Regions from separate parts of the Mus musculus genome. Here regions 2 and 3 are each linked to region 1. A link is a loop called in an ENCODE intact Hi-C map of the cell type or tissue named here. Cell type or tissue: heart. All regions are shown on one strand.

Region 1 (5,000 bases):
AGGAAGAAGAAGAAGAAGAAGAAAAAGCCCCTTATTGTTTAAGCCAAATAGCCTCATATAAAAGGATTCCCTGGCTGCTGAGTGAGGAATGGACAGGAGGGAGGGAAGAAATGGGTACTAGGTGAGAGTGTACACATATCTCCCATCTTGTAACTACACGGCCCCTCTTGATGGGTCAGGCCCTTGGCCTGACTCTATTCATCCCTCCCTGGAGCTCTGATACCCACCTGACATGTGAAGCATTACGGGTTAATCTGTCAGCTCCTTGAGCACAGCGTCATGGACCTGGTTTGTTCTTCCCAGCTGCCACATCTCGACTGCTCAGTGCACTGCCAAGCACACAGTAGACACTCAATGCATGCTGGTAAGTGCAGGGACCGTGAACGAATAACATCTGGATTAAAGCACCCAGACTGGCTGTTGTGATGGCTGATTCGTATCAATTATCTGTCATAATCTGTGTGCGACCCCAGGCAGGCTGTACCTTGCCCCTTTAGTTTTACACATTTGTCCACAAATCTCAGGGGACTCACAGCAACGGATGGGTGAACACAAGTGACTTTTATGTGGACAAATGTCAACTCCCCCACACTCAGATGTGAGAGTAAAGAGGGTAGTTTGGAAGCTCTGCTGAGCGCCTTTGCCAAAGATGCTATATATAAACAGCAGGTAGTACAATTATTATTCCTCCTAATCTCCCAGTTCCTAATCCCAGGCAGGTCGGTGTTTGTGTGTGCTTGCCCCAGAACAGATGAGCAGCATAGGGCAGGAGGCTGCATCATCTCTGACTCCAGCAGTTGGCTTTTTTTTTTTTTTTTTTTTTGAGACAGGGTTTCTCTGTATAGCCCTGGCTGTCCTGGAACTCACTTTGTAGACCAGGCTGGCCTCGAACTCAGAAATCTGCCTGCCTCTGCCTCCCAAGTACTGGGCTTAGGCGTGTGCCACCACACCCAGCTAATTTTGGAGGAGGGTTTTCACAAGGCTTTAGTGGACACCATGGTCCTATCAGACACAATTTAAAGAGCTGGAGACACTGCAGCTCAGCTCAGATGCTAGAACCAAGTTTTCTTTCTTGCCCAGGCCCCCGAACTCCGTATTCTCTTCCCTTCAGCCACCTCTTATTCCAACTATAGTGACCCTTTGAGTGTAACAATCAAGCATGGTAGGCCCTACTTGAATCTTGCCTACAGGGGTTCCTATTTGCAGAACCAATTCTCTTGGGCTTCTGGACCACCCTCCCGACGTGCTAGCCACATACTGTTGCCCTTACCTAACCAAGCTGACACACATGTGCACTTGTAACCTACACTCCCTACAAGACCTCCTCTGTTCATTCTTGTCTTCCCCTGCACCTTCTCCCAGTCTGCAAGTGAGTTCTTGTAATCCCCTAGGTCCAAAGAAATACAACTAATCTTCCTGCTAGGGCTGCCCCATGGTCCCTTAAGGATTGCTGCTGCCAAACACTTCTCAAACACTGTCCTTGCCCTTGGTACATGGTAGGCTCTTCTTAAAATGCAGTGCAAATATCAGCTCATGTAACTCTCCCAGTGGCAGTTCTGGGTCGCTGCTTATGTTGGCCTGGTCTGCTTTAAAAAGAGCAGAGACACAGAAACAAGGTCTTTCTCCAAGACTGCAGCTTCTTAGACCAGGAGGAACGATCTAAGGCTTGGAAGCTGGGTCCTGGGTTCAACAGATGCACCCTTCCTGCCTCTCAAAAACAAACAAACAAACAAACAATAAAAGAAGAAAAGAAAGAAAAAAAACTAAAAAATCTCCCAGGCTTTTGGTCATGGGTGCAGAGGACTCTGTGGTGTGTGTGTGCGTGCGCGCGCACCATTGCATAAGGGGCTTTCTACATCATTAGGCAATCATCCTCCACTCCTCTGCCCCTAAACATCCTCTTTATTGAGAGGATGGGCCAGTAGGGCCTGTCTTGCTTCATTATGTCCCTCAACCACCATTGTGAGAAGCAAAATTTGCTATCTCTGAACTTCCAACTCAGAAACTCTCCAGTTAATAAGAGAGGGTCTTGATTCCTCTTCCCTGCCTTGGTGCCCAGCCTTCTGCCGATTAACCAAGCACCTGACCTAGCTCATGGAAATCCAGAGCTAGGGTACATTTTGCATCCAGAGGCTCTGTCCTTTGGGATAGGCTCTCCTGTCCCTCCTCTTCCTCATTAGGGTAACTATTTTGCAGCCCAGGTCTCTCCTAGTACAGTGCTGCCTGGGCCCTCTCCACCTCCAATCTATTCTCCCTGATAGAAGGCCTCTGGTCTGTCTCCTCCCTAGGGCCCAGCCCTGCCCCTCTCCTTTCCCTGCCACAGCATTTTTGCTGCTCCTCTCCCCCAGCGCGTCTTTACCAAGAGGCACTGAAGTCCTTCCTACACACACGCTATTTTTGTACCATCACTCTCTCCTTCCTCTCCCCCTTCCCCCTGCATTTACTTCCTGCTTTTGCTATACCTCGGGGCCAGCTAGGAAAGATTTGGGCCCCTAGGACTCACGCCCACCCGGAGGCCGACCTTCGGCTTTGGGACACACAAGCAGGGCCTCTCGGGGAGGGGCAGAAAGCAAACCTCCCCGCCCCCTCCACTCTCCACCCTTGCAAGCTCCCCTGCCGCGGGCAGCCTCTTGCCCACTGGAGTCTAAGGACTGGCCGGGTGAGAGGCCGAGACCAGGGGGCGATCGGCCGCCACTTCCCCAGTCCACCTTAAGAGGACCAAGTAGCCAGCCCGCCGCGCCGACCTCAGAAAAACAAGTTTGCGCAAAGTGGTGCGCGGCCAGCCTCTGGGCAGAGGGAGCGGTGCTTCCACCGCCTGGCAGCCCTGCGCGCGGCGGCGCAGGTCCGAGCGGCTGGCGGGGACCCGCACGGGCAGAGCGGGCTCGCGCAGAGCCGAGGCGGGCGGCGCAGCTCGCGGGGCGCACTGGGGCGCGGGCGGGAAGGTGCGGGCGCGAGGAGGGGGCGCTCGGCCGGGCCGCCCTCGCGCTGGCCTCGCGACGGCTCCGCACAGCCCGCACTCGCTCTGCGAGCTGTCCCCGCTCGCGCTTGCTCTCCGATCTCCGTCCCCGCTCCCTCTCCCTCTTCCTCTCCCCCTCTTTCCTTCTCCCTCGCTATCCGCTCCCCCGCCCCCGTGCCTCTGGCTCTGCGCCTGGCTCCCTCGGGTCCGCTCCCCTTTCCCGCCGGCCTGGCCCGGCGTCACGCTCCCGGAGTCTCCCCGCTCGGCGGCGTCTCATTGTGGGAGGGGGTCAGATCACCCCGCCGGGCGGTGGCGCTGGGGGGCAGCGGAGGGGGAGGGGCCTTAGTCGTTCGCCCGCGCCGCCCGCCCGCCTGCCGAGCGCGCTCACCGCCGCTCTCCCTCCTTGCTCTGCAGCCGCGGCCCATGGAGCCCGCCGGCCCGGCCCCTGGCCGCCTAGGGCCGCTGCTGCTCTGCCTGCTGCTCTCCGCGTCCTGTTTCTGTACAGGTAAGCACCCTCAGCTCCTACTGCCACCCTCCCCAAGCTGCGGGCTCAGGCCCCGCACACTGTCGCTAAGCTAATGTCGACAAATCCCTGTAACGGGGGTTACAGATGCAGAGTTGAGGCCCAGAGAGGGTCAGCCACTTGCCCAAGGTCACATAGCCTAGGCTAGAAGCCGGGATAGAACTCTTCTTATCCGGATCTGCCTTGTGGACTGTGACTGGGTAGCCCAGCGTTGGGCTGCGGGGTATAGGAATGAGTTGGTTTACCGTACCCTTTGCCAAACCTGAATGGGGAAGCAGACTGGCAATTGCTTTGGGCAATCGGGCTCCTGGTTTCCCCATATGCTCCCTTGCTAGACTTGATTGGAGAGAGGGTCGGGGCAGAGGTTGGGCGCGCTGTTGAGCTGTTGGGATGGGGGAAGAGTGAGCTTTCGCCCTAGTACCAGAGCAAGCAGGGTTAGTGTATGGAGGTAGAGACAGGAAGAGAGGCCGGAGTAATCCACGGACCCTTGGGAGACACAGTGGATTTACCTGTGGTGGGCACAGCCCTCTCTGGATGGTCTCCTCCCCGCCACCCCCCTGCCTTCCTTAGGCAGGCTTCCAGTAGCTCCCTGCAGTTCCAGCATGTACCTGTGGCTCTGAGCTTGTCTTCTTTGTTGGCCTACATCAAACACCTGGCTGTCTCCAGCAGGAGGGCTCTGAAGGCCGGTTGGCCAAGGAGTGAGGTCACCATTCAGGAGAGCTGCATCTTAAAGGGGTTTTGCAAAAAATCTTGGGTCTCTTCTGGAAGTATATGAAGGCTAAAGACATAGCTGGGGAGGGACAGAAAGGAGCCTTATTTCGTGTCTTCTTGGATTGGTGCTATGGACATAGGGGTCTCTGTACAACCTTCCTTTTGCAGGGAGGTAAATCCAGCCACGGCACGCCGTTCTTACCAACATTTGCCTAGAGCTTGGCACCTGATGGCAGTGTAGAAGGAGGAAGAGAGAGAGTCAGCCTCAGGATAGAAAGGATAACAGGGTGGGAAAAGGGGTGTCTAGGAGTTCTCTCTGAGCTGCAGTGTTCAGGAACCCACTGGGTGCTCCCCACCAAGTGCTCCCCGCCAAGTGCTCCCACCCCATTCACAGTTTTCAGCTACCCTTGGGTCCTCTCAGAGCTGAATGATGAATTTCATCTCTCTCCTGTGAGTGGCTCTGAGGTCTGGTCTGCTTCCTCCTGCCTTACCAGTCCCAGCCCTACCCTGCCATGCTCCAGGGCTTGGGAATCTACAGGCATCTCTCCGAAGTACAGAACACTGGGCCCAGATTAATATCTAAATGTTGGCTCTAGACCTTTTTCTGACTAGGGTCCTGTGGCGCAGTCCCTGGCAAACAAATAGTTAACAAGTGTTAACAGCAGTCTTCCCTTCCTGGGTGGGGGTAGGGGTGGGGGTGGCGTGGAGGGGGTGGAGGTGGGGGGAGTGGGGAATGACAGCACCTTTCTTAAGAGCATATCTATCCCCCCTTCTCCACCCTCACCTATAAAAACAATCTATAAAATGATA
Region 2 (5,000 bases), 78 kb before region 1:
GAAACTCAAGAAGAAGGAAGACGAACGTGTGCATACTTCGTTCCTTCTTAGAATGGGGAACAACCATCCAGAGACTGCCCCACGTGGGGATCCATCCCATAAACAACCACTAAACCCAGACACTAGGCAGATGCCAACAAGAGCCTGCTGACAGGAGCCTGATATAGCTGTCTCCTGTGAGGGTCTGCCAGTGCCTGGCAAATACAGAAGTGGATGTTCACGGTCATTCATTGGACGGAGCACAAGGTCCCCAATGAAGGAGCCAGAGAAAGTACCCAGGGAGCTGAAGGGGTCTAAAGCCCCATAGGAGGAACATCAATATGAACTAACCAGCACCCCTAGAGATCCTTGGAACTAACCACCAATCAAAGAAAACACATGTTGCTTCTCTCTCTCTCTCTCTCTCTCTCTCTCTCTCTCTCTCTCTCTCTCTCCTTCTCTCTCCCACTCTTCTCTTTTCTTTCCTTCCTCTCTCCCTCCCCTCTTGTGCTTGCAGATCAGATGTGAATTTTTAGCTCTGCCCCAGAACCATGCTTATCTGCCTGCCACCATGCTTCCCACCATGATGGTCATGGACTGCAGTCTTCTGGAACTGTGAACCCCCAATTAAATGCTTTCTTTTATAAATTGACTTGGTCATGATGCTTTGTAACAGCAATAGAACAGTGACTAATCACTGGACCCCTAGAGTCTTTCTTAAAAGATTTCAATCTTACAGCCAGATCAAGTTAGACTAACAATCTAGCAGGGTCCCAGGAGACCCTCTGTTTCTTGACTTCTGCATTCCCATGTTCCCGCTTTAGAGGGCTTTTCCCGACTTCTTATCTACAACATGCCCTGGCCAATGACACTTCCCATTGCTTTGTGTTTATTCATTTGTTACAACTACTCATTACCAAGCACAAGCATTATTATTTTTTCTTATTTGCTTGCTGCCCATCTCCCATACACATTATATTAAAGTCAAAAACGTATGTTTTTAACTGCTAAAACAATTCTTAAAATAGCCCCGGCATGGAATAATTAGCTAAAACCAATTGTCCATTCATGCAACAAATGTTTATTGCATACATACTTCATGTAGGTCTCTTAGAGATGATCTTGTCTCAGAATAGGAGAAAGGTCTCATTTTGAAGGCCAAACACAATTGATAGCAGGTAACTGTGGCTCTGTATTAAAAAGCATTCTCAGAGATCTGAGAATCCAAACTGCGTGTGGAAAAATGATTACCAATGTCAGCCATGAGCGGACAAAGAAAGCAGACACATCTAGGGCTCCTGGTTTTATATCAAAGGAAATTGAGCTCCAGAATGAGATGGGGTACCTGGAGTTCAGACAGCATAGGAATCCCCATCATTCTGCCCGTGCCTTTTGTGGACGGAAGGCCATTAACAGGAGACCAGAGAAATGGAGCCTATTCCCAATTAAGGAATGCTCACAAGTGTGTTCCAGGAATCTCTAACTGCTAATCTTGGACAGTTGCATACCACAGAGCCAAGTGCCCTATGACCAAAAGCTTTGACCAGGATGGAACCTTAATCAGCCAAGGCTGCCCGTACTTTCATGGCCATGATTTGCACAGACTTTATTTGCATGCCAGAGTTAGAGAGCTGGAAATTATGTGTGCAGCCACTCATGCTAACACCTCAGACTGTACACCAGCCAGGCTGGGCTGTATTCCTTTGCATGCTAGGAAACTGCACACAAGTCCTAACCAAAAGTGTTCCTCTAAAATGGAGACATTGCCCTTTAATACCATATATAGGTAGGAATATAATTGATCTTCAGACTGCTGTCCTTTTGCAATATACCAAATAAGCTATTTCCCCTATTCTAGAGTAGATGGTAAATGCACTTACTGCCTGTGTCTGTCCGACCCTTCCCTGCTATCATAGAGTGTACATCCTGTTGACAATACTGTTCAGTCTCTCTTTATTAGACCGGAACTAGAGGCCACCTCTGCATGTCTTCCTCTACCCTGATTAGTCTTCAGGCTCTTACCCGTTACTGGACCTTTGAGGGGGTTAAAAGGATGTAGAAGTCCCTGGCCCTGAACCAAGACTGGAACCCAATTCTGTCTGAACTCACAAGCCAGTTATTTTTAAAAACCCAAAGAGAAAAGGAAGGAAAAAAAAAAAAAAACCCTGACTGTTGCAGTCACTGTACCAGCCAGCTGAGAGAATAGAGATTTGAAAGGAACAAAGGGTTTCCTCAAACATGCAGATCAAGGGCTTGGCTTAGGTGGAAACCAGTAACCTACCACTGTGTGCTTTATGACAGAGCCCTCTGAGGCAGCAGCCTCCTGGGTCTTGCCTCATTCCTGGCAGGGGGGATGGGGAAGCTAGGGGCATTCTCCTTCCATGCTCTGAGGTCAATAGATCTGGGCTCTAAGAACTGCAAAGTTCCTGTCACTATGGCACAAGCAACTCCAAGCCAACCTTAAGGAAGAGTCCCAGTGTCTGCCTGTTCACTCTCTCTTTATTAGACCTGGGGCTAGAACATGAATGCTCACTCTCATGTCCTTCCTCTTACCATCCCTTCCCTTTCACCCCTGACATTGCCTCTTGACTTAGGACAACCTTCAGAGCCTGGAAACAGGTGAGCTCTGGGGCTAAGATGGAAGGAAAAGGAAGAAGGAATCACTGACATTCTTGGACACAGGACCAAGCTTGATTCTGTCCCTCTGGAGTATCTCAAACCAAGTGTGGGATTCTTTGTTAAAAAGTAGAGCTACAGCAGTAATCACAATATCATTAGAAGTGTTAATGGGGAACACTTACAGCGAGCAGGAACCCTGCTGAGTACTGTGTGCAGCTTGTGCTAACCAGTGTCTCAGGACCCAAGAGAAAGGTTCCGAGAAGAGCAGCAGCCTCCACAGCCTCACACTGTGAGCCAGTGGAGTCAGGATGCTGGTCAGATGACCCTGACACTTGAATTCTCCATCTAAGACACAGAAAACATGCTGACACTTCCTCATCAGAGGGAACTGACTCACCTACTGCAGGGCCAAGCACAGGGTTGCTTTCTGCACTTGGGCCCCAGCTTCCTCATTGTTCTCAAAGGTTCCCATTCAAAATGCATAGACCTCAGAAATTCTGTCTCGGCAAAGCCCAGCGAAGCGATTTATCTCCTTTCCCGGGAGGGAGGGCAGAAGGGAGAGAAGGGAGCCCAGGAAGCCAGAACATTTCCCTTTCTCAGGGCCAGACTTGGTTTACTCAGCCCCAGCCTCCCCTTAGCCCTCAGGGACCGGCCAATCTGTTCCTATTGAACTCTCAGACTCCCGTTTTCTGCCAAAAGCTGTGCCTGATTCCCGCACTCTGGCTGTATCCTGCCCAGGTATCTACGTAGCCTTTTCCCTAGTGTATTTGCTTCAGCCCCAAGCTTCATCTGAATGGCACCCTTGTTCCTTTCACACAAAACTACAAGTCTCTTCACACCCTTCATAAGTCTCTAGCCTCGTTACCACAGGGGCTCAACTGTGCACCCTGGCTCAGCTCCACATTCCCCCCGCTTCCCTTTGAACAGGACCCAGGACAAACCAGATTTTCCACTCCAAGCTTTGTTCCTTCTTCGACTTCTCTCCTGGCCTCTTCCTTCTATTCTTTTAGCCCCCAAGCCACTCCTTCCCTATAGCACCTCCCTCCCTGCCAGTACATTGTCCACGTTGATGCGTTTCTCCTGTGCCAGTTTTGCTTTCTCGAATTCCATCATGGAAGCATCAAGTGAACACGCTCCGGAACAGGGTGAATTGACACAGAAGCCTAAGGTCTGTAACAACCAAGTGGATGTCCAGTTAAGGAACAGCCCCTTTCAGAGCAGTCGGGAAAGTTCTGTGGCATCTGTTGGGCCCGGGCCCCAGCGTTTCTGTAGTGCTGCTGCTGTATTGGACAAGAAGGCGTAGCAGTCATGCACCTGGGGTTCTCGCTGCAAACCTTACTCACAACTTACCGGCATGCTGCAAGGCCAGCTGCACGCTACTGTGTGTTCTGACTCTGATCTGTCTCAAGCAGAGACGCCCCACTGGGCTCTGTTAAGGAAAAAGGAGCAGGACACATACTAGGTCACAGATGTTTGTGGCCAAAGATTGTGGAAGGCATGCACAATATGCTCCGTGTGGCTACAGGCAGAAGCCACGCTCTTCAGTCCTGCTTTGAGTCTCATGGCGTGTGCAGTACCGAGTGTGTTCAGAAACAAGGCTTCCCTGAAGTTGTTCAAGATGCAACATGCGCAAACACCGCCTGCAACCTCAGATCCGTTCCACACTGGGCTCTGAATGATGTTTTGTTGTTACACATTCAGCAGCCTTTTCCTGTTGCCAGATTTTATTTTACACTTATTTCTGTTTATTATTTTACTATTGTTCTTTAATCTGCCAGATTTTTTTTTTTTTTTTACTTAACTACCGCATGCCATCTTAAGATCTCCCATGGGGTGAAACTTACAGTTTAAGAAGTTGGGATCTGTGTAATTCCAGTGAAAATCATAAATTTGTAATCTGACAGGCCATAGAACTACAGCTACTTATAAGTATAGGTAGAACATATTTCTATTGTTTATAGGACATGTTTTAAATGTCGACCAACTGATGATATCAGGCATGTTCAGTGTGGAATAGTTCATCAACATGGCTACCTATATAAGACCTGGGCAAGGATGTCACCAATAGACATTGTAACATGGAAGAAGGAAGGATCAGCGGCCTCAGCCTTAGACGATGAACTACAGCCAACTAAGAATTGCTGAGAGTGAGAGAAACAGCCTTCCCAGGGAAGAACACGTTAGTTGGTTATCTAATACCAAGTGGTCAGTCCTGGAAACATACGCATACAAGTAACATTATAAAAACTGATCAGCTTGCACTTCTATATTAAGATATGTATATGTGTATATGCATATATATGTTACAACAATTAAAGAAAAAGGGCAAGAGTTAGAAAGAGAGCAAGGGGTGAGAGGGGGAGTTAGAGGGAAGAAAGGGAAGGGGAAAATGATGTAACTAT
Region 3 (5,000 bases), 55 kb before region 1:
CCTCCCGCATGGCTCTGTTGCTAGGGAAACATCTTCCATGCTTTCCTCTGGAGACTTTTCTGAGGCCCTAAGCTTGGATATACATACCCTCACATTGGACACCAATTATTGCCAGACTTTCTTGGAGCCGCCAGCTCCTGAATAATGACACAGAGACTTATTATTTAAGAAAGCTTAGGCTCTGTAGCAGGTTATCTCCTAGCTAACTCTAACCCGACTAATTCCAGCTCACATCCTGCCACACGGCCCATTACTTCTCACTCAACCTCCACACCTGTTCCTTCCACCTCCGTGTCACACTGGTGAATCCCCCACCTCTTGATTCTTTCCCAAAGACCCTCTCTCTGTCCAGAAGTTCCATCTATTCTTTCCTGCCTCAGCTACTGGCCATTAGATCTTTAGTAAACCAATTAGAAGGCGAGAAGGGTAAATGTTTCCAACACAAGTGATGATCCATAAAAATAATAATACCAAAGTCTGGCCAGTATTCTCCTCTCTGGCGGCACAGAAACCAACATTTGCATAACACAAAGACAAACTTTACACAGTGTACAAAAAGATTACCCCCGAGATAATCTTACATTCATTCTGGATGACACAGAAGCTGCAAGAGTATTCCAGGGGTGGCGTGATTTAATTTGCATTTTCAAGAAAGTCTCCTGTTGTATGAGAGTAGACTGGATGGAGGATGATCAGGTAAGAGTGTCATCAACTGGGACATATAGTTCAGGGTGGGCCAGGGAGAGTGGACAGAGTGAGGAAAATAAGCTTTAAGTCAGGGAAGGACTGAGCAGATGAGTGAGCCTTTGATGTGAGAAATTTAGGTCTGGTCATTATTCGCTTACCAAACAAGAGTAGAAAAATCCATCTCCTTTTCTGGGCCTCAGTTTCCCTGTCTGTGACATAAGGCAGAGCAGCTGGTGCCAAGGTCTTCTGCATCAGGCACAGGCAGCCCTATATTTAGGGCCTTGGCTCTCAAGCTATGATCCAGTTACTAATCCCAGCAGGCCTGAATGCCCCATGGCAGCTGCAGAAACCTGGGGACGATGCTGCAGCTCAGGGACAGTTGCCTGTTGTCTACAGAAACTGGGACAACCAGAGGACATGAGACTTGTCTGCCCACACCACAGGCTGGGAACGGCTGGTCTGATGGCACCTTTCAACTGGAGGAAAAGTGCAGGCCACCAGCCAGGGGCTTCCTGAGCCCTTCAGGGAACTGATGTCCCAGTCACAATGTCTTTCCAAATGGTCCAGGTTCAACTCGGGGGCTGTGACCAGCCTCAGTGGATGACCCTCAGTGGGCTGATTCAGACTTCTCCCCTGGGCTCTTGACAAGGTATAAATCACTAGCTCTGGTTTATTGAGTAGAAAAATGAAGACCAAAAAAGTCATGGGCAGCAAAGCTAGGAGTTGAACATGGCTAAGTAATACTTCCATCATTCTTTGCTGCCTCTCAAGGATGCAGTGGAAGGGTGGTAAAGAGAAATAGAAGCTAAATATGTTTTAATAAATATAGACATTCACACCCACCTGCTTTGCCAGGGATGAGGACTTTCAAACAAAAGCTGCTTTGTGCAGCTGAAGTGAAGCATGTGTGTGTGTGTGTGTGTGTGTGTGTGTGTGGTGGTGGTGGTGGTGGTGGTGGATAAGCCCCTGGTCATTGTTTACAGCCTTTTTGCTGCTTATTTATTCCTTTGTAATTGCCACAGATTTTTTTTTCCAGACATATACATGCTGGGGACTGTGTGAGGCTCCAGGGAGGGAACCGTAATAATTAACAGAAAATGACTTAGTTCCTGAACCCACTGGTTTGCACTGCAGTTGAAAGATGTCCTCTTCTGGATGTCGTTACTGCTCTAGTCTCCACAAAGAGAAACCCAGGGGCTTTGTGAGGTGCTGTGATTTCACCAGGGGGGAGACCTGATCAGAATTCTAACCTGGACCTTATGGTTCAAAGCAGCAGGAGCAGCCGGCCCTGCAGGAGCAGCCAGGCCTGCGTCAGGCAATTTGATTAGGGTTTAATAGAAGGATTAGTCACAAAGGAAGACAGGGCTACAGGAGACCACAAAGCACTCGTCAGGACCCTCGTTCACAGTAAGAGGAAAGAGAAGTCAGTCGGCAGCTGATAGATGAGGGCCCCCAACAGGGGTTTCAGCTCAGGGCATGGTGATTGCGAGGTGACCCTGGATCAGTAGGCTAGGAATATGGACTCTGAGTTCATAGTCCTCTGTCTTTCCATATCCTTCTAGGGCTCCCCACAACTCAGATCATTGCCGTGACTTCTGTAGACATCTGGGATAGATGCTGAAGAAAGAAGGGGACAAAGAGGGCCAGGGAGAAAACCACGTGGTCTTTAGCCAAAATTAAGATGCTTCTGAATCAAAAGCACCTTATTGGGCCAGGGGAGGTCCAGACTCAAGACCAAGCAGGTCATAGAAATGGGCCCATAGTGATGCAGCTCCCACCCTCCAGCCTTCTGCTGGGCTGGCAGACTTGGCCTGCAGCCTGGCTTCTTGTTTTGGTAAGTCAACTTTCATCAGGACACAGCCAACCATATGACTAGCTGGCACCTTCCAGACTCTAGATTCTTACAGTAGAACTTAATAGTGTTGGCAAATCTGAAACCCTCACTCTCTGGCTAGGAAAGGTCACCGAGAGAAGCAACGTTTGTTTCCTGCTCATAGTCCTTGTCCGCCTCCAGCTGGCAGAACCTTTGCTGCATTATCAGAGCTGCTGCGAACAGTGCCTCCTGCAAAGAATGCACTGCCCTGCCCTCAGGGATGAGAGATGGGGGTTGCCCACAAATTCACATGCCTCAGTTCTGATCACACACCTTGGCTCATGCACATCAAGTTCCATGGCTGGCGCTCTTCACTTCAGGCCAACAGTAATGTGCATGTGTATGCTTTCATACTTGGCGGTGCATGTTCCTGCATGTGTGTGGTGATCACATGAGTGTGTGTGTGCTGTGTGTGCTATGTGTGTAGCTGTAGAGCTGGGTGGCCCTTGGTCATATAATCTTGCATTGACACTTGTCCATGCATATTTCTATATGTATGTGATCACATGATTGTGTGTGTGTGTGTGTGTGTGTGTGCGTGTGCGTGTGTGTGTGTGTGTGTGTGTGTGTGTGTATGTGGTGGCTGTGGGCCTGGGTGGCTCTTGGTCATGTGATCATTCATTCTGGATGTCCCAGCAGCTGTAAAACTGTTCAAGAGGTGACTTGATCTAATTTGCATTTTTGAGAAATTCTCCTCCTTGTGTGAAAGTAGACTGAATGGAGGATGATCAGGTAAGAGTGTCATCAACTGGGACATGTAGTTCAGGGTGGGCCAGGGAGAGTGGACAGAGTGAGGAAAATAAGCTTCCAGGCAGGGAAGGACTGAGCAGATGAGTGAGCCCTTGATGCGAGGGATATAGGTGTGGTCTATAGTTGTCCCCACTATTCCTCCTATGAGAATGACCAGGGCACAAACACTGAGGGCTGGCCACTCTGCTGACAGCCGTGGAGTACAAGCTTGGCTGACATCTATCAAACAAAGAATAAAGGTGCTATCTGGCTTGGAGCAGACTTCTGCGGCCTCCCACACTGCTCAGGCTGTCTCAAGGGAGTGGAGCAGACAGAAGAGCCAAAGAGCAGGGAGAAACCTTGTCAGTTTTAAGGGCACAGGTAGGGGGTGAGGCAAAGCAGACCGGGCACTAACATCCTAGAGTCAGGACTTTGATTTGTTAGAGGCTTGTTTGAGTTCATTAGGAACCAGATATCCTTGCCTGAGATAGTTGACTGTAGAGGGTGACTAAGGGAAGTGATGGCTTTCCTGACAAACAGAAACCTGATTCACAAGGTTCCTGAGGAATGCTGAGTTTAGGTTTTGTTTATCTGCTAGCAATCCTTCTTGTTCGCCCAGTCAGAGTCCAGCCTGTGCTGAGCCTAGACTGTTTGTCATTCAGGACCTTGTCAGCCGCTTGACAGTTAGGGAGGCTGCTTTGGACCTAACCGTACCTCCATCTGAAAAAGAGAATTGGTTGTAAGGGTGAAATAAATGCACTTTATTTAGGTGAGGGCTTGGCACAGAGTAAGCACTACTGTTGCAGAGAGCTAGCCATCGTGACTACACACAACCTCACCCAGACATCAGAGCAGTCACCATATCGAGTAGACTACAAACTGGACTTGTTTCTCACAAAACAAAACAAAACAAAACAAAACAAAACAAAACAAAACAAAACAAAGCAAAGCAAAACAAAACAAAACAAAACAAAACAAAACAACCTATGACATTTCGGTCTCCATTTCAGAGCTGAGCTTGGCTCAGAGACGTCAACCTTTTGTCAAGGCCACACAGCCTATAGGTGAAGATGAGTTTGCGTCCAGCACTCAACCCAGCCTGCATCTTTACACACACTGCTGCCTCTCCTTAGCTCTTTGACAACAGAGCCGCTGAGAACTCACACCATGCTTGAGTCCTGCTGGGGGCCCTCTCATCACTGAGTATTCCTGAATCTAGTCAGCATCACACCTGGGGCCGAACTGCGGAACTATTTCTGTTCCCAATCTTGAAGAAGGAAACTGAGGCTCAGAGAGACAAAGGAGCTCTCCCCAGACTACTCAGTACATGAGCAGAGCATGGTTTCCTCCAGAGAGACAGCCAGGGCTCTAAGGTCCCCAGCACCACCTGGTGACACCCCATTACTAAGCCCAGCAGCGCCTGCTCCCACTCTCCCTGCTTTATGACCTGTTTATGAGCCAGAGGCCTGCCAGCTTCTATGTTGTCATGGAAACAAATCCAGCACAGACATTCTGGTGGCTCATTCTGGTGGTGTTGATTTTGTTGTTGATTTTGTTGCTTGTGTGTATGGTGGTAGGACACAGGTGTGTGCAGATGCATGTGGAGACCAGATAGAGGTTGATGTCTGGTATCTTTCTTGATCCCTTTACACTTTATCTACTGAGGTAAGATCTCTCAATGAACCAAGAGCTCACATGTGGCTAGCCTAGA

The links. Peaks named below come from ENCODE experiments on the same cell type or tissue, not always from the same donor. Only the 100,000 strongest peaks of a DNase experiment are listed, where the experiment ranks them.
Region 2: a loop joins it to region 1, with 2.0 times the contacts of the local background. A loop is called at or near these places in 13 of 42 quality-filtered maps.
Region 3: it touches region 1 in a loop (2.1-fold over the local background); 5 of 42 quality-filtered maps call a loop at or near these places.

Annotation. Positions count from the first base shown.
Region 1 is chr2:129,590,234-129,595,233 of GRCm38, forward strand. Sirpa (signal-regulatory protein alpha) reads left to right here and starts at 2,606. Exons shown (of 9, transcript NM_001355158.1): 1 at 2,606-2,842; 2 at 3,371-3,461. The coding sequence starts at 3,380. In heart, no CTCF peak of the experiment used is centred here; DNase peaks (open chromatin) are centred at 1,858, 2,498, 3,178 and 3,988; H3K4me3 peaks cover 2,459 bases; H3K27ac peaks cover 2,774 bases.
Region 2 is chr2:129,512,213-129,517,212 of GRCm38, forward strand. All of the region lies in intron 1 of F830045P16Rik (RIKEN cDNA F830045P16 gene), which reads right to left. It overlaps Gm14040 (predicted gene 14040), which reads right to left and starts at 3,595. Exons shown (of 3, transcript NR_166423.1): 1 at 3,540-3,595; 2 at 2,781-2,943. In heart, no CTCF peak of the experiment used is centred here; DNase peaks (open chromatin) are centred at 139 and 2,999; H3K27ac peaks cover 1,312 bases.
Region 3 is chr2:129,535,524-129,540,523 of GRCm38, forward strand. It overlaps F830045P16Rik (RIKEN cDNA F830045P16 gene), which reads right to left and starts at 1,079. Exons shown (of 7, transcript NM_177653.3): 1 at 846-1,079. The coding sequence starts at 939. In heart, a CTCF peak has its summit at 2,708; DNase peaks (open chromatin) are centred at 1,078 and 2,578.